3 separate regions of the Homo sapiens genome follow, and regions 2 and 3 are each linked to region 1. Evidence: chromatin loops called from intact Hi-C (ENCODE). Cell type or tissue: dorsolateral prefrontal cortex. All regions are shown on one strand. Region 1 has its middle 74 kb from the start of TTC34. Region 2 overlaps PRDM16 (PR/SET domain 16). Region 3 overlaps LOC124903827 (translation initiation factor IF-2).

What was found. A loop is a pair of places that touch in the nucleus more often than their neighbours do. Peaks named below come from ENCODE experiments on the same cell type or tissue, not always from the same donor. Only the 100,000 strongest peaks of a DNase experiment are listed, where the experiment ranks them.
Region 2: it touches region 1 in a loop (3-fold over the local background); 6 of 110 quality-filtered maps call a loop at or near these places.
Region 3: a loop joins it to region 1, with 2.7 times the contacts of the local background. A loop is called at or near these places in 4 of 110 quality-filtered maps.

What each region holds. Positions count from the first base shown.
Region 1 is chr1:2,873,405-2,878,404 of GRCh38, reverse strand. No RefSeq gene overlaps it. Among named protein-coding and RNA genes, the nearest start is that of TTC34, 74 kb to the right of the region's middle. In dorsolateral prefrontal cortex, a CTCF peak has its summit at 2,278 (motif pointing left); a DNase peak (open chromatin) is centred at 2,294; H3K27me3 peaks cover 1,376 bases.
Region 2 is chr1:3,281,343-3,286,342 of GRCh38, reverse strand. All of the region lies in intron 3 of PRDM16 (PR/SET domain 16), which reads right to left. It overlaps LOC124903828 (collagen alpha-5(IV) chain-like), which reads right to left. Exons shown (of 2, transcript XM_047436627.1): 1 at 1-5,000. Among named protein-coding and RNA genes, the nearest start is that of MIR4251, 160 kb to the right of the region's middle. In dorsolateral prefrontal cortex, CTCF peaks have their summits at 1,994 and 2,194; a DNase peak (open chromatin) is centred at 2,212; H3K27ac peaks cover 252 bases; H3K27me3 peaks cover 3,897 bases.
Region 3 is chr1:3,059,796-3,064,795 of GRCh38, reverse strand. It overlaps LOC124903827 (translation initiation factor IF-2), which reads left to right. Exons shown (of 5, transcript XM_047436614.1): 4 at 3,465-3,689; 5 at 4,513-5,000. It overlaps PRDM16-DT (PRDM16 divergent transcript), which reads left to right. Exons shown (of 6, transcript NR_015440.1): 2 at 494-584; 3 at 741-3,689; 4 at 4,192-4,295; 5 at 4,513-4,566. Among named protein-coding and RNA genes, the nearest start is that of PRDM16-DT, 5.4 kb to the left of the region's middle. RefSeq lists an enhancer at 3,943-4,488. In dorsolateral prefrontal cortex, no CTCF peak of the experiment used is centred here; no DNase peak of the experiment used is centred here; H3K27ac peaks cover 269 bases; H3K27me3 peaks cover 3,374 bases.

The DNA of each region.
Region 1 (5,000 bases):
ACATGACAGAAACCAGCCCCAGGACGGCTGCCCCGAAAGGACCTCACCCCGCCTCCCCACTCTGCGTGCCTCCGCTCCACTACCAGGGTCCTCTCTGTCCGCTCGGCCCACCTCCTTTCCTGGACAGCCCACCCCTCACTGGTCTCCTGAGACCCATCCGTTGGCCACCCCTGGCCCACCCCCACAACAGCCAGCAGCCAGGGCCAGCCTGCCCTGCCCAGAGAAGGTGGGTGACGCAGATGGGCCCGGCTGCCAGGAGCTGTCCCCAGACATTAGATGACCAGTGCTGGCTCTGTCTGTGTCTCTGAGACTCCCCCAAGCTCAGGTCTCTGCACCCCACCAAGGGTTGTTGAGTGACGAGGGCAAAGATGGTGGCAGCCAACCCTCCTGGGGAGCCACACACCCTGTTCCCTGCCAGCCCTGGAGGTGGGAGCTCTCCGTGAACCCCATTCCTGCCCAGGCAGTGCCCAGCCCAGAGGTCTCGAGGCCCAGTGGGTCTACATGGTCACGTGCCTCCCTCTGTCTCACGACAGGCCACAGAACCTGCAATGAGGCCTGGGGATTTGCAGATTCCCGTGGAATTGCGGCAGAGCCGGCCCCAGGCCCAGTTCCCAGCTAGCTCAGCAGGCACCCACCACCCATCCTCCTGAGCTCTGTTCACGCCGCGTAACCTGTGGTTCTGTCCTCAGAACCTGGCCCCTGGCTTTGCCTGGTCACCATCAGCATGGCACCTCCTTCACCCGTGTCCCGGGATGCTATCCTCTCATGTCCACTCCGCCTCTGTCCTCCTGACGGTCCCCAACGCCGCCTGCTCCAGGCCACTCCGCCTCTGTCCTCCTGACGGTCCCCAACGCCGCCTGCCCCAGGTCACTCTGCCTCTGTGCCTGGGCCTGGTCAGCCTGACCATCTTCTCAACACCATCTCTGGTACCAGCTCGGGAAACCCCTGGGGTCACACCAGCCCCCAGCTTCTCGGAGGATGGAGGAAGGGGCTCCACGGCTGAGGAACGGGTACTGCTCACACCGGACAGGGTGCGTCTGCGGTGTGTCCAGGTGGAGGAACGCCAGGAGGACTCTGGTCAGCTTACCAAAGGCATGTCCACAGAGCGGAAGGGAGTCACTTACCAAAAATACTGCAGGAATAGGGCAGCATTGACTGAACCCCACTCCAAGGAGGCTCCCGACTCAAAGCACAGAACAGTTCAAACGCCCATGCGGGTGGGGACTGGTCACCTTCCACGCTCCCGGAGCTCCTCCTGTTCCCAGCAGGCCAGGAACCAGGCACAGAGTGGGCAGCAGAGGCTCGTGCCAGCCGGTGGAGCGGCGCCCGGCCCACAGCTGTAGAAATGTGTCTACAACCCCGGGAAGGGCCCCAGGCCCCTGGACCAAGTGCTGGTCACCGACAGGCCCATCCGCACAACCCACACACGAGGCCGTGGCCAGAGACAAAGCATGTGGCCCACTTCAGCCCAGCACCCCTGGGACGGCCCCTCCACTGAGTCACCACGTGGCAGGGTCATGTGAGGCACCTTTGAAACCCCGGAACCCTCCTTGAAAGACGAGCCCAGGGGTGGCTGACGGAGTTAAAGGTCCTGAACTGGGAACCCAGCTCTGTTCAAAAGCCAAGGTCAAGGGAGAGAGGACTCTGAGGAGAGGGATGCCAAGGAGCCCCTGAGCACAGCCAGGTCCATGCCTTCTCCTGTGGCTTTGGGGACCCCTGCCCTGGGACCAGCAACCGTGGCCTGGTCAGCCCCTGCAGTTCTCCCCTCCCACTCTGATGGGGAGCCTCCGTTTCAGGGCCGGTGAGCAGCCAGGCCAGTGAGCCTTAAGCCCTTCCTCCAGCAAGGAAAGTGTCGCCTCTCCACTGGCAGCAGCTGGCACAGGGTGGATGGGACAGGCGGTGGGCACCTGGTTCCCTCCCTCATCCCCTGGGAGTGACATGCCAGCGGCCCGGGCCCCCAACCCTTCCATCAGCCAAGAGACAGAGGCCGCATCCCTTCCATCTGCGCCGGATCCCCGTCCACTCTCGACACCCACCCCCCATCCTTGATAGATAATGGTTTAATAAGTGATCTGTTTTTTATTTAAAGGGTCGGCAGTAAAACCCAGATCGCATTTCTCACTCGGTGGGTTAAAAAACCGCTTACGCTCATTTCTGCAATGTAAAGCGACACTATATCAAATCAAACATTTCCAGATGTGGCCAGCTTGCGCGGAGGTGCGGGCGGCCGCCGGCAGGCCAGCGAGCGGGAAAGGCAGGCCAGGCGCTGGAAAGCAGGCCAGAGACACCACCTACTGGCCGGCCAGGCGGCACCGGGCCCAACTCCCTCTGCGGATGCAGCAGATTCCTGCGGGGTGCGAGGGTCTGAGGACCCTTCCCATGAGCGGGGCCCGGAGCAGGGCAGGGGCCAGGGCACCCTCGGCTTCCAGGCCAGGCTAGCCACTCAGCCCAGGCCTCTGTGGCCACGTTCTGTCTCCCAGCGGCCACCCCTGCCCACGGCAGCTGGAAGAGTGCCTGGAGAGCCCCGGGGAGAGAGGAGTCCAGCACAGAGCACTGATACAGTGTCCAGGACCCACTGGGAGGCCCAGAAAGCGGGGAAGACCTAAGAGAGGCTGATGGGGCTCCTGAGCTTCCTTGGCCCCTCCTCAGCTGAGCACGCTAACCTGGGGCCCGGCCCCACACCGGGAAACGGGAGTGGGTTTGTGACATCATCCTATGGATGGGACCCCAGGCCTCAAGGAGCCCCTCGTCCTCCAGACCACAGGACCAAGAGCACCCCAGGCCAGGCCACCAGGCGGCTCCATTCAAACAGAAAGAGGAAGCAGGGTCTTGGGTCCTGCAAAAGCCCCCAAAAGCTGCAGCTACGAGACAGATGCCAACCCATAACCCACACGGCTGCACAGAGGTGACAAGCACTGGTGTGAGGGAACCTGCCGGAACACCTTGGGGCGGAGAGTTCTAGAAAGCCCATCCTCCAGGGGCTCCTGGACCCACCCAGGCCGTCTCTAGGGGTGGGGAGCCCTGGAAACACATTCGCTGGCAATCGCCCTAAAACGCATTCCCGGGATTCCCCCCACAGTATGTGGTTTGCCCTTGGAATTAAAACCAAGGCCAACTTTCGATTTAGCGATAGAGTTGTAAACTCTCGAGGTGTATGGAGGCCTGACCGACCCCAGAGAGGAGCCCGGCTCTATCAACAGAGGCTCTTGGAAGCAAATTTGGGATTTGGTCCAAAGCCTGTGGAGTCACCTTTTGTGAGATCTGCCATGCGTCTGTGTGGGTCACGGGTGGGGCTGGGTGACAGGAGCCCCGTGAGCCCCACCCTGCCCCTCCTTCTAGAGGGTCTTCACCCCAGACACAGCACCACAGAGCCCAGCGCCTGCCCCACTTTCTGCGCCATGATGTGGGGCGGAGGGAGGGAAACCGAGGATGGACAGGAGCCAGCTGGCCCGGGAGGTGCCGTCCTGCCTGGGTGGCCCAGCCAGGGACGATCTGGCAGAGCCAGCCGGACGCACCCTCCCCCAGGCTTCCTGCAAGGCCAGCCCTTCCCCTCCACCCTGCAAACAGGAGTGATAGAGAGTCCTCGGGGGTCTCTGAAGTGCCAGAACTCCCCCTTCCCCCTCTCTCTAATGTTGTGTCTGCAGGACGCAGACGTCGGCCAGCTGATGCCTGCAGCCCACTGGCCACTCCAAGCCCAGCTGGCAGAGCTGAAACCATGACGTCACCCAACAGAGAACTAAGTGCCCCGGGCCTCTCTCTGCCCCACCCAGCACCCACATGGCTCACATGCACACCCACAGGGGCCGTGTCCTGTAGACTCTGACCTGGGGGCTGACCATCCTCCCCTAGACCCCTCTGAATTTTGCCCACCAGGGTAGAGAAGGGTCCGCCTGCCTTACGTTGGGGTTTTATATTTCCCAGTGAAAGGAAATTACACCTGAGACGGTAGGAGGGAAATGCTAGACTGCTCTTGAGTGAAATACCGCCTCTTCCAAGAAGTCCTCCTGGCTTAACAGCCCTTCAACCCTGGCCCCTCCTTCCTACTCCAAGATATTCTGGGACAGGACCTGTGTTTTTCCCTTTTATTTTCTTCAGGACCTCACCGCCGTCACTCCCAGCCCTCCCTAGTTCCTGGCACAGACTATGCTTCTGCCAGAGGGTGTGGGGCAAAGGCTGACCAGCAGGTGGGTTGTTCTCCATACAAAAGCACTGGTTGCATTTTTAATAATAGCATTGGGTGAAACGTGCCGCTGCCTCTGTCGCATGAGGAAGGCTTCGTTTAACGAGCATCGGGTGCCCCCTTTCCACACAGACCCCCAATCCTGCATCACCCCAGCTCAGAGCCATGGTTGCCCCCCAACCAAGCCACTCAGGGAGGCCAGGTAATGCTGGGATGGGCCCCTGCCTGCCCTGGCTGGCCGCTCCTGACTCTGAGACTTAAGCAAACCCATGCGCTGAAGCCACCTTGCTGTTCACATTTTGTGTTTTCACCAGGCCTCCTTCTGCCCCACGGCTACCCCTGCCCAACCTTCCGGCACCGCCTCCAGCTAGACTTTCCAGAGGCAGGCTGGACAGACAGCAGTGCCTCCCAACACCTCTGCGTCCTTGTCTGAGACCATAGGATGAGGAGAGAGAACCCATGTCCAGCAGCCACTACAGGATTAAACAGGGAGAGGCAGGTGCGGGGCCACTGCGGGCACCCCAGGGGAGCAATTCCTGTCACCGTCACCATCATCACCATTGTTGCCATCATTGCCATCGTCGTGGTTTTGCCCAGTAGCTGCCCGTGAGCCATCACAGTCTCACCTCTCTCCCCAGTGGCTGCCTGTCCCAGGCCTGGGCGGAGGCTGGGGGGACCTGAGGAGTGGCCGTCTCTGTCTTCCAGGCCCGGACAGCCTCAGAGGGCAAGTGGAAGGGGTCGACTCACCCAGGGGAGAATTCGGAAACCCCCCGGGATCCATCCAGGGACTCAGAGAGGAGGAGGGTCTGGTGGAGCCGCA
Region 2 (5,000 bases), 410 kb before region 1:
CGCTGTGCTCTCTGAAGGGTTAACTGCAGTTGCGGCCCCCCTTGGTCCGCAAACACTGACCACTTTATCAACACGTGCTTCCCATTACCCACACAACTTGCAATATTCCTGGTGTCTGTATCAACTTGATTCAATTACTGGGACCACTGTGAGGGAACATTTCCTTCAGGGGAGCAAAGGCCCCAGTGCCTGTGGATGAGGAGAGGGAGCTGGAGGAGGAGAGGCTGTCGTGGGGAATGCTGACTCCATTCCTTGCAAACTCCTGTAATTGACTTTTTAAAAAATGGCATTAGCATTTAAATGGTCCCATAGTTATGGGGGTGAAGGTTCAGCACAATATGATCAATTTATTGAGCTCGTCAAATGTTCTTTTGATATTTATTTTTCCTTGTGTCACGCCGCAGGGGCTTTCTGGGTTTTCTCGTCAGCGGAGCCTGGATCTTTGATTGGGCTCCACGCTCGGCAGAGATGAAAACCACAAAGTCCACCTACCCTGGGGTCTGAGAAGCTCTTGCCAGAGAGGGCCAGTGCCCTTTCCCCAGGTGGACATGCCAGGTGTCCGGTGGTGGGGGGGCTTTCCTCTGCCATGGCCTGGGAGCAAGGCTGGCATCTGGAGAAGCAGACCTTCATCTAGCCATTTCCAGGGGGAGGAAACTGACCTTGGCCGTCCAGGGACCAGAGACGGAGGGGCTCAAGCACGCCCTGGGCTCAGGCTGGCTATGACCACGGCCAATGTGGATGTCGCGGGTGTGAGCGAAGAAGCCCGAGCGAGCATGTCACAGCTCCAAGCTCCCGAGCGAGCATGTCACAGCTTCCTGGGAGCATGCCTGCTCCCAGGAAGGCAGGGGACATGTCCGTCCCGAGATTTGTGAGTGGGGGCGACACAGCGGCTGTGGCAGGGCTGCTCAGTGGCCTGGGAATGCTTTGCAGCATCACAGGGATCAGGTGAAAACGTAAAACGACCTGAAAGGCAGAGCCTGGGGAACAATGGGGTGAGGGCAGAGGGCAGAGCTGCTTTCCCAGCCACACCTGGAGAGGTAATCAGAACGCCCAGGTGGCCAGCTGGAGGGGAGAGGCAGGGGCCTCCACGGGGCTGGGGCCAGAGGGCTGGGGTGCCCCAGGCCAGACTTTGCTCCTGGCTGCAGTCCACACAGCCCACCTCACCCTAGGTTTGCCCAGTGGGCTCTGAAAACCTCACCAAGGACCTTGGGACTCTCAGCAGGAAATGCTGGGGGCTGGCCCAGAACTTGGGGGGGCCAGAGAGTGCCAGCCTGCCTCCCTTGCACCCCGTCCAGGGCACCAGGTGAAGCGTTCCATGCTCAAGGGCTATACCGGCCAGAGAAACCTACCAACATTCGCCTCCGAAAGCCCGGGCCCAGAGGGGAGCAGGTCACTCAGGGCTTACAGCCCAGGAAGGGCCAGCGTGGTGAGTAGGTGCACCAAGCTCGGAAGCTGCCCTGGCGGCTGCAGACTCCTCAGCCCGGCCTCCAGCTCTGACCCTTCTCTGCTCTGCCCTGGCCTGGGCGGGACCACGCTGGGTTTCCCAGGCTTGGCCACCCCAGGCTCACAGGTGCTCCGTGAAGCCCCCAAGACGCATGGCCGTTTCTAGAAGCAACACCCCTTATCCTCCTCTCTGGCTGAGAATGAACCCTCAGATTCCCCATCATAAGGCCACAGAGTCTATCTGAAGATGATCTGTATCAAGACCGCACTCCCACGTTCTCAGGGTGTGGGGCTCCCCCTGGCCGCCCCTTTCCCTGCAGGGCTGAACTCTGGCTGCTGGCAGGTCCTGGCTCCCGAAGGCTTCACGGCGACAGTGCCAGGAGAAGCCCACCTGGCAGTTGCTTTGCTCTGGACAGACTCCTAGGCCACCGGGAAACAAACTCATCATTTTGGCCACGCCTTACACTGGTTTTCTCTGAAAATTCTGGCCTAATAGGAGAACGCCCACCTGGCTCTTCCTCCCTCCCCCTCCAGATAAATACTGCCATCTTAACACTTTAAAAAACACACTCCAGGAACCACTCAGTTTACATAAAAAGCCAGACAGGGGCCGAAAACGTTTGACTCTTTATTTTAAAGGTTCCCAAAAGGCAGATAATGTCTGGGGAACCTGGGACGCTTAATGTCGGTTTGCCTTTGCAAACCGGTGTGCTTTGGCGAGATGTCCCCCAGGCAGGCGATAGAGGGCGCCTCCACCCCAGCTTCCCGGGCGGGCTACGGGTGGCGGGTGGCGGGCAGCAGCCCCTGCCCCAGGCCCAGGCCATGGGAGGATGGCCCCCAGCTCCAGGCCCCCCCAGGCCCGCTACCCTAGGATGGCGGCATCCCAGCCAGGACCACAGGCCAGGCCCCCAGCGCACTTCCAACCCTGCGATGTGCCTGCGTCTCCTGGACACACCGCGCACCGGTCCCCCGAATCTGAGCCACATTCCTCCCGCGGAGGCACCTGGGCTCCTGCAGATCCTAACCTCTTAGCTTTGCAGGCTTGGATGTTGGTCGGGGAGGCTGTGTGGCCGCAACACCACCAGCCGGCTTTGCTGGAAGATGCTGGGGGAAGCAGGCGGGAAATATACTCTTCCTTTGACCTTGAGGTCTGGTCCCCATAACCCTTCGCTGACCGCCCCGTCTCTCTTCCTCTGACCTTGAGGTCTGGTCCCCATAACCCTTCGCTGACCACCCCCTGTCTCTTCCTCTGACCTTGAGGTCTGGTCCCCGTAACCCTTTGCTGACCGTCCCCTCTCTCTTCCTCTGACCTTGAGGTCTGGTCCCCGTAACCCTTCGCTGTCCGTCCCCTCTCTTCTGTGTGTCTGTCTCTGCTGTGGACCTAGGGGCACCGCGCAGTGTGGGGCAGAGGCTGTTCTTTCCACTCTGGGGAGTGGGTGAGTTGGGTCTGCCTGGGGCTGTCCTATGCCATGGAGCCCACCTCCAGGGTCTGGCTGCAGGAGGGAGGGAGGGAGAGAGGGACAGAGGGAGGGGCATTGGAGAATGAACAAGGTTGGGGGGCAGCTGTGTCCTTCATTGGCCTAAGGCCATTTGCAGCCACCCCGGGCCCTGGCCAAGGCCTGGACAGACATTCCCTGGCACCTCCATTGCAGGGACAGCCCCGCCTCTAATGGGCAGCTGTGCCTGGGATATGCTGTGGAGCCCAAGCAGGAGGGAAGGTGACGAGGGGCTGGCTGGCCAGTTCCCACCCATGAGCCCGGCCACTGGGTCAGACCCCTCCAAAACCAAGTGTCGGGAGGGGCAGAGTGAAGACGCACCCCGCACCTGCTCGGGAAGCGCTGCCTCCCACCCGGCCTCACAGCCTCGCCTGTCTCACAGGGAGCCTTCTGCAGCATTGACTCTGCACTGAAAGATGACAGTGTCAAAGAAAACTCAGAAGGAAGGGAAGGGAGACGCCCCTCCTCTAACCGCCCTAATACTACCACGCCTCTCACTGCACCTGCAGGGGAGCCCTCACTACTCCTTGGAGTGACCCCGGGAGCTTGGGCTAGCGCTGGCTGCCCACCACCCTCGTGCCCCTCCGGCCACGGCTGCCTCCTGTGTCCCACGTTCGCCAGGCTTCAGACGGACAACAGTGTCTCCTCCCTAGGGAGAAAGGAAGCTGCCTGAGGAGCTTCGGAGTGGCAGTGACCAGCTCTGGTGGCCATGCTGATTCCTGGGTCTCGGGAGATGCCTGCTCTCTTGGCGAGTTTTTTCCAGACACCAAGACCAGGAAGGCTTCAGTGACCTTGGCAATAAGTCTTTCCCCATTTCCCTGAGAAGGTGACCATCCTCAGGTGGATTGAATCGTGGTGAGAGGTGTGCATGGAGCAGCATCAGGGGTATCCTCAGCTAAGTGCCCGCTGGGACAGAGCTGAGGAACAGGCTTTCCAAACCAGGGGGCCCTGCGGCGCTGGCCCCAGGTTCTGCTGAGGGTGACCCTGGCCTGTCCTAAGCCCGACAGTGGGGGGACAAGGTCTCTGGGTCGAGGACCTGTGGGGGCCAAGCAAGGAGCCCAGAGCCCCCACTCCACACACAGGCAGCGCCCTGCTAAGCCAGCTGGCAGGGCCAGCCTGTGTCTGGGGAAGGGCTGGTGCCCGGCACCTGCTGACCTCTCTGGGGAAACGTCTGCACACTGAAGCATGGCCTCCCTGAGCACATGCCTCTTCTAGAACATTCTGGGAACTCACTGCTCAGGCCTGTGAAGGGAGTCAAGGTTCGGAAGCTTTTCATGTGCAAGCCCAAAGCTGCTTCGGTGGTAAGGAGAGAGCTGGCGTCCCATACCTAGAGGCTGGACCTGGGGTTCTCAGTTCAGGTCACATGTTTGACTGAAGGGTTCATGGCTGACCTGACTGCAGCCCAAGGCCTTTCCTGCAGGCCAGCACTCCTTCTAGAACACCCCTCCACATCCAGGGCTGCGGGCGCCCACCTTGGCCTCATGCCAGCTCCAGGCAGACTGGGGCTCCAGTCTCCCTGAGCACCCTGCACCCCCTGGTACAGGGATGGCGTCTGCCTGCTCCTTATCCCTGGTTTCCTGAAAGCAACTCATCGATCGGACCATAGCTCATCAATCAATCCGGCCATAGCTAATCTGTGAATCCAACCATAGCTCATCAATGAACCCAATCAGAGCACATCAAACCGATCATAGCTAGTCAATCAATCTGGTCATAGCTCGTCAATGAATCCAACCATAGCTCATCAATGAACCTGATCACAGAACATCAGTCTGATCATAGCTCATCAATCAATCTGGTCATAACTCATCAATGAATCTAACCATAGCTCATCAGTGAACCCAATCAGAGCACATCAAACCGATCATAGCTAATCAATCAATCTGATCATAGCTCATCAATCTGATCATGCTAAGTTGTGAATGACTGATAAGTTTCAAGGCTGCTTCTCTCAAGGAGATTGGTGTTTTATTGGCAGGCACAGGAATGATCCCTATTTCGATTTCATATAGTGGACACCTACTTATTTCTAAATGACCATGGCTGGGGTGGGCGTCTCAG
Region 3 (5,000 bases), 190 kb before region 1:
ATATTTCGGGGCCCCTTTGAACCTTCTTCTCACCCGAGGCCTGGGAAACCTTCTTGTGCCCCAGAATACTTGGAGAGGACAGGACACAGGTCCCAGTTGTGGCCCAGTGGTGGCAAGGTTCCATTCCCTGCACTGCTCAAAGGTGGGGGCCTCCCAAAGCCGATACCCGATTCCTGGTCCCAGAGTGGGTAGCTGGGAGGAGTGGACTTCCTAGGAATGTGAGCCATGTCGCTGATTTCGAACAAACCCCAGATGTGTGGAAACTGACTTATTTTGATTGCAAGAGGGTCCTTGTCCCTTGCAGATGGGCAGCTTCCGGGGACCGGCTTGCACGATGCCGTGGCCACCCCAGTGGAGACCCTCTGCCCGGCTTTGTGTCCTGGCGTCCCCACCAGGGTGCCCAGCTCTCCTGCGCAGATGTCGGGAGTATCTGGATGCCCCATGGGCACTTCGAGGGCCCAATCCGGAGTTTTTTGTTTTGTTTTGTTTTAAGAGATTGAGACTGTGAACCTGAACTCCCTTGATCTCCTCCCGTTGGGCCCAGGAGGGAGCCGAATCCAGGCCCAACCGGGCTCACTGAGAAGGTGCAGGAAGCCCCCAACGACTCCTACTCGTGTGCGGCCCATACTGGGCCAGGACGCTGCAGTGGCCGAGCCGCTGGGTGTCTGCAACGGGGAGCTCCCCCGCCGCTGGGGGCAATAAACGGAATCGGTTTCACACGCTTTCCCTCTTGATCTAAGAACCTTTAAAAATCCGCCAACGAATGCTGTTGCCTGGATGCGCTGCCTATGACCTTCAGCCGTGTGTTCACGCGCGCCCGCAGCCGTGGAGTGGCGGTCCCTCCTGCCGCCCGCAACCCCGGGGCCGCCGGTCTGCGCACACCGGGAGCAACTTCGTTACCCACAGCGCCCGCGTCCTGCGGCTCGCGCGGAACTGCGCGCGGGAAGGTGGCAGAGCGACGCTCCAGAACGCTGCTTGCGTAGACGCTGCCGCTGCCTTCAGATCCCAATTCGGCCGCGCGCGGGCGGGGCCCTGGCAGCAACGAAAATGGCGAGCCTCGTAGCCTTCCGGGCCCGGCGGCCACATTCCGGGAGTCGCCAGGTGGGAGCCCGCCTTCCGTGTCCCCAAACGCCCAGAGCCCGGGACACGGGCCGGCGGCCGGGTCACCAAGCCAGTTCCCGGAATCGGCTCGCGCCGGAATCCAGACTCGGCTTGCAAAGCCCGCTCCTGCCGTCTCTCCGCAGCGCGCCCTGCCCCCCACTGCCGGCCCTCTTAGCTTCAAAACCAAATTTTGCCTTTCATCCTGAGAGATTAATACCCCGCAGGTGAAACCGTGGAGACGGAGCTGCGGTGGGTTTCTTTTCCACGCCTCAGTTTCCTCGTCTGTGAAATGGGACCAGGCGCGCCTGTGCTTCTCCGGGAGTTTATTGCAGGGCTGGCTGGAGAGAATGGCTGGGTGGAAGCTGCCAGGAGGAGGCCCAAGGCCGCCCACCCCGTGGGCCTCGTTTGCTGAGCGGGGGTCAGAGGCGTGCGGGACAGGGCGCGCCCCACGGCGGCTCTGGAGGCGGCCCGGCCCGTCCCTGTCTCCTCCCCTCGCTCCCCCTCCCCCGGCCTTCCCGGAACTCTCCTCGCCCGCTGGGTGGAGGAGGGGCGAGGGCCGACTCCGCCGCCCCTGGGGTCTCCCTCCTCCCACCCCCACCGCAGAGTCTGGCCCGCCCTGGGCTTTCCTCTCAGGTCCCTTTGGGTCTCCAGAAGCCCGGAGGTTTCGCGCAGACTCGAACCTGAGATGACACCACCCAGCACCCCAAATCCTGCAGAGTGTGGAGGGGATCTGGGGAGAAGGCAGGGGCTGCCCGGGCGCTCTGGCTGCTGGGGGTGGGGGACAGGGCCTGCCGGGGAAGCGGGTCGGGGGAGGACTGGAGACCCAGGCTCCCCTAGGTACAACGAACCTCGCGGGAGGGAATACGCCATCCCCGTACCCACTTCCGAGGACGTAGGTCTTTTGGCACCGGCGGCAGCCGCGTTCCCACACATCTGGGCGGGGCCCCGCAGCATGGCCTGGGGAGCTGAGGCTTCGGGATCCGGCACAAACTACCATTCTAGGTGTAGACGGAGGAGGTGGGGTGTGGGAAGCAGGGGGCCATGGTCTGAGCAGACCTTCTCACCTCTGGGCCTCCCACCTCCTGGGGCAGGACTTACGGGGAAGGACCCGAGGGGAGTGGGGTGTCCATAGGGACACCCAAGGGTCTATCCCTGCGAGCTTTGCTTTCTACTAAACCAATAATCGCAGTGGTGGTGGCAGTCGAGACACGGCTCAAAGAGCCGGCAAGAATAGAGCAGAGACCAGGATCGCCCCAGGCAGGGAAAAAATGACCAGTTCTGTAGAGTGACCCGAAGGTGATGGAATCACTCGGGCGTCCTCCTGGGAAAGAGCTGCCTGCTCCCCCGCCGCCGCCAGTACACCGGCGCCCATGCCCCGGGGGCTGGAGAGAGCAGCCAGGCACAGGTAACTCAAGAACTCCAGTCCCCTCACGGGTGCCGTGCTGTGGGGCGCCCTCACCCCCACACTTTGGGTCCCTGGGCCTCCTCATCAAAGCAGGGGCCTGAGTGGCAGGAACACCCCTGTGTGCAGAATAGTGCCCCCTGCAGCCCCCACAGGTCACCTCTTTGAGGACCTAGGTGGGGCCTGCCCTGGGGACTGGGGTGAAGAGGGCAGGTCCAGCCTTCAGCAGCCCCTCCCCCATGACTTCAGTGGAATTACAAGGGGAACACCCAGGGCAGCTCCCGTAGGCTGCACAAGGGAAGAGGGGAGGGCTTCTACTGAGGTGAAACAGTGACCCACCCCTCCCACACCGTCAGCCTCCCTCCCCTCTCCACCCTTCAGTGCTGGGACCCCAGGGCCCATAGACAGCTGGGGGAGTGGGGAGACAGGAGGAACTCAAGCTCAGCTTCTGCCTCCTGTCTCCTGGGACCCTCGGGCAGCCCCTCCAGCTTCCTGGGAGTCCAATTTCCCAAGGTAGAACGGTGGCGGCAGAGCCTGGCCCTGTGGTGGGGCAGCTGCACCCCGATGAGTGGCTTGCAGTTCCTGGAGCCCTGCAGGTTGTTGGAGAGGCAGGGAGCCCTTCTCCCTCCTGCCTGCCCTCTTGCACTTCCTCTCCCAGAACCCAGCACTACTCCCAGAGGCTCTGAGCTGGAGCCCTAGAAGGTAACCACCTCCTGGCTGGACACAGGGCAAGTTGGGGCCAGGCGTGAGGACAGGTGCCCCAGGAGCCACCTGCTCCACTCATCCACAAAGGCCTTAACTGGCTCAGGGGCCCCTAGCTCCCAGTCAAGCCCTGCCCTCCTGACCTTGTCCTGCCCTGGTGCTGCCAGTCGGGTGGAGATGTCTAGGGGCCAGCTGGTCTCCTGGCAACTGAAGTCCGCGCTTCCCTTCCGTTCACTCATTCCTTCCTTTCCTCATGCAGGAGGCGCTGCAAGGCTCCGTGCTCCTGGAGCTTCGAGTCTATGGTATGAGTTAAACAGAAGGGTATCTCCTCCATCAGATCTACAGGAGGGTGTCTGCTCCATCAGACCTGGAGCTTCCAAGGCATTTTACCCGAAGCTCCAGCACCTGGCCCAAGGCTGGGCTGTGCTGTGTCCTCAGTGAAAGAATGGATGAGTCACAGCTGAATGACTGAAGAGCTGAACCAGTAGGTTTCCCTGGGGTTTCCACAGGCAGTTTCAGCCCAGGGGAAGACCCAGGGAGATGAGGGCCACCTTGCAGGACGCTGTGGTGTGGAGGCAGCAGCCTGGGGCAGGGACTGTGCTGAGTGTCTGAGGCCGAGCCACCCCTCTGTAACCTCTATAATCCATCAGGTCTCAGAGGGCCGTCCTATGTTCAGTAAGCCAATGCTAGCACCATGTGACGAGGACACAGCAGTGAGCAGCTGCCCAGGCCCCTTGCACTGTGTTTGGAAAAGGAAGCTGGCTTGTTCAGGGGTCCCCAGCAGGATGGGGGGCGGGGGCAGGGACCATGGCAGAGCGAGAGTTCTAGGAGAGAAGCTGGTCCACCCACAGGCTCCCTGGCCTGGGTGCTGTACCAGGCAGGGTGCTGGGCATTGTGCTGCTCACTTCCCACCCCTGGGTTGCAACTGGGGGCTGTGTGGCCTTCCCAGTCCTGTTGTGGGTGCTGTGATTGTGCCCACCTTACAGATGGGAAAACTGATGCTCAGAGGCTTGAGCAACCTAGGCCAGGACCTGTCCTTAGAGGCAGAAGCAGGACTCAGAGGAAGAGCACCCTGACCACAAAGCCCCAGGTGACTTACACTGCAGGGATGGCGCTCTCCGGGGTGTGCAGGGTGGCAGAGGTGCCTCTGCAGAGAGATCCCTGCCTGGGACCCTTTCCTGGGGCTCTTCTGGTGCTGGGAGTGTGAGCACCACGAAAGCCCCACTACAGTCATGCCACCCAGAGGGCGCTCTGGCCTCTTGGTCACCCGTGTCCTTCTGGCAATGACCAATACACTTTTTTGCCAGGGTCCAGAAAGACTCAGCCACTGGAGTCTGTATTTCCTGAGTCGCCTCTCACTGGTAAGTCCTGAGCCCCGTTCCTTCCCAGCACCCACTCTTGGAGCAGCTCTCCAGGGCTGTGCTGTGGCTGCTGCGGTCAGGGAGAGGTCGCATGCTCCAGCCAGGGTCTTTGGGGACTCAGTTTAGAACTAATACGCCAAGCAAGTCGTGCTGAGTGTCTGGGCTTCTTCTAGGAAGGTATTTCCAATCATCAAATGTGCCATTAAAAAAAATGCATGTCAGTTAAGTGTGCACTAAGCCTGGACCACATGGGACATAGTGGTTCCAATAAACACGAATAAGCCAGTTTTCACATTAGAGAAATACCAGTTTCTTGCAGAAATGCGGTGCTTTTAAAAGAGGTTAATTAATAAACAGCAGGTAATTGTTCGTGGCACGTTGTGGCAGAGGGTAATTTTCATTTTAGAGGATGGAAGGGCCAAATACCCCTCCCC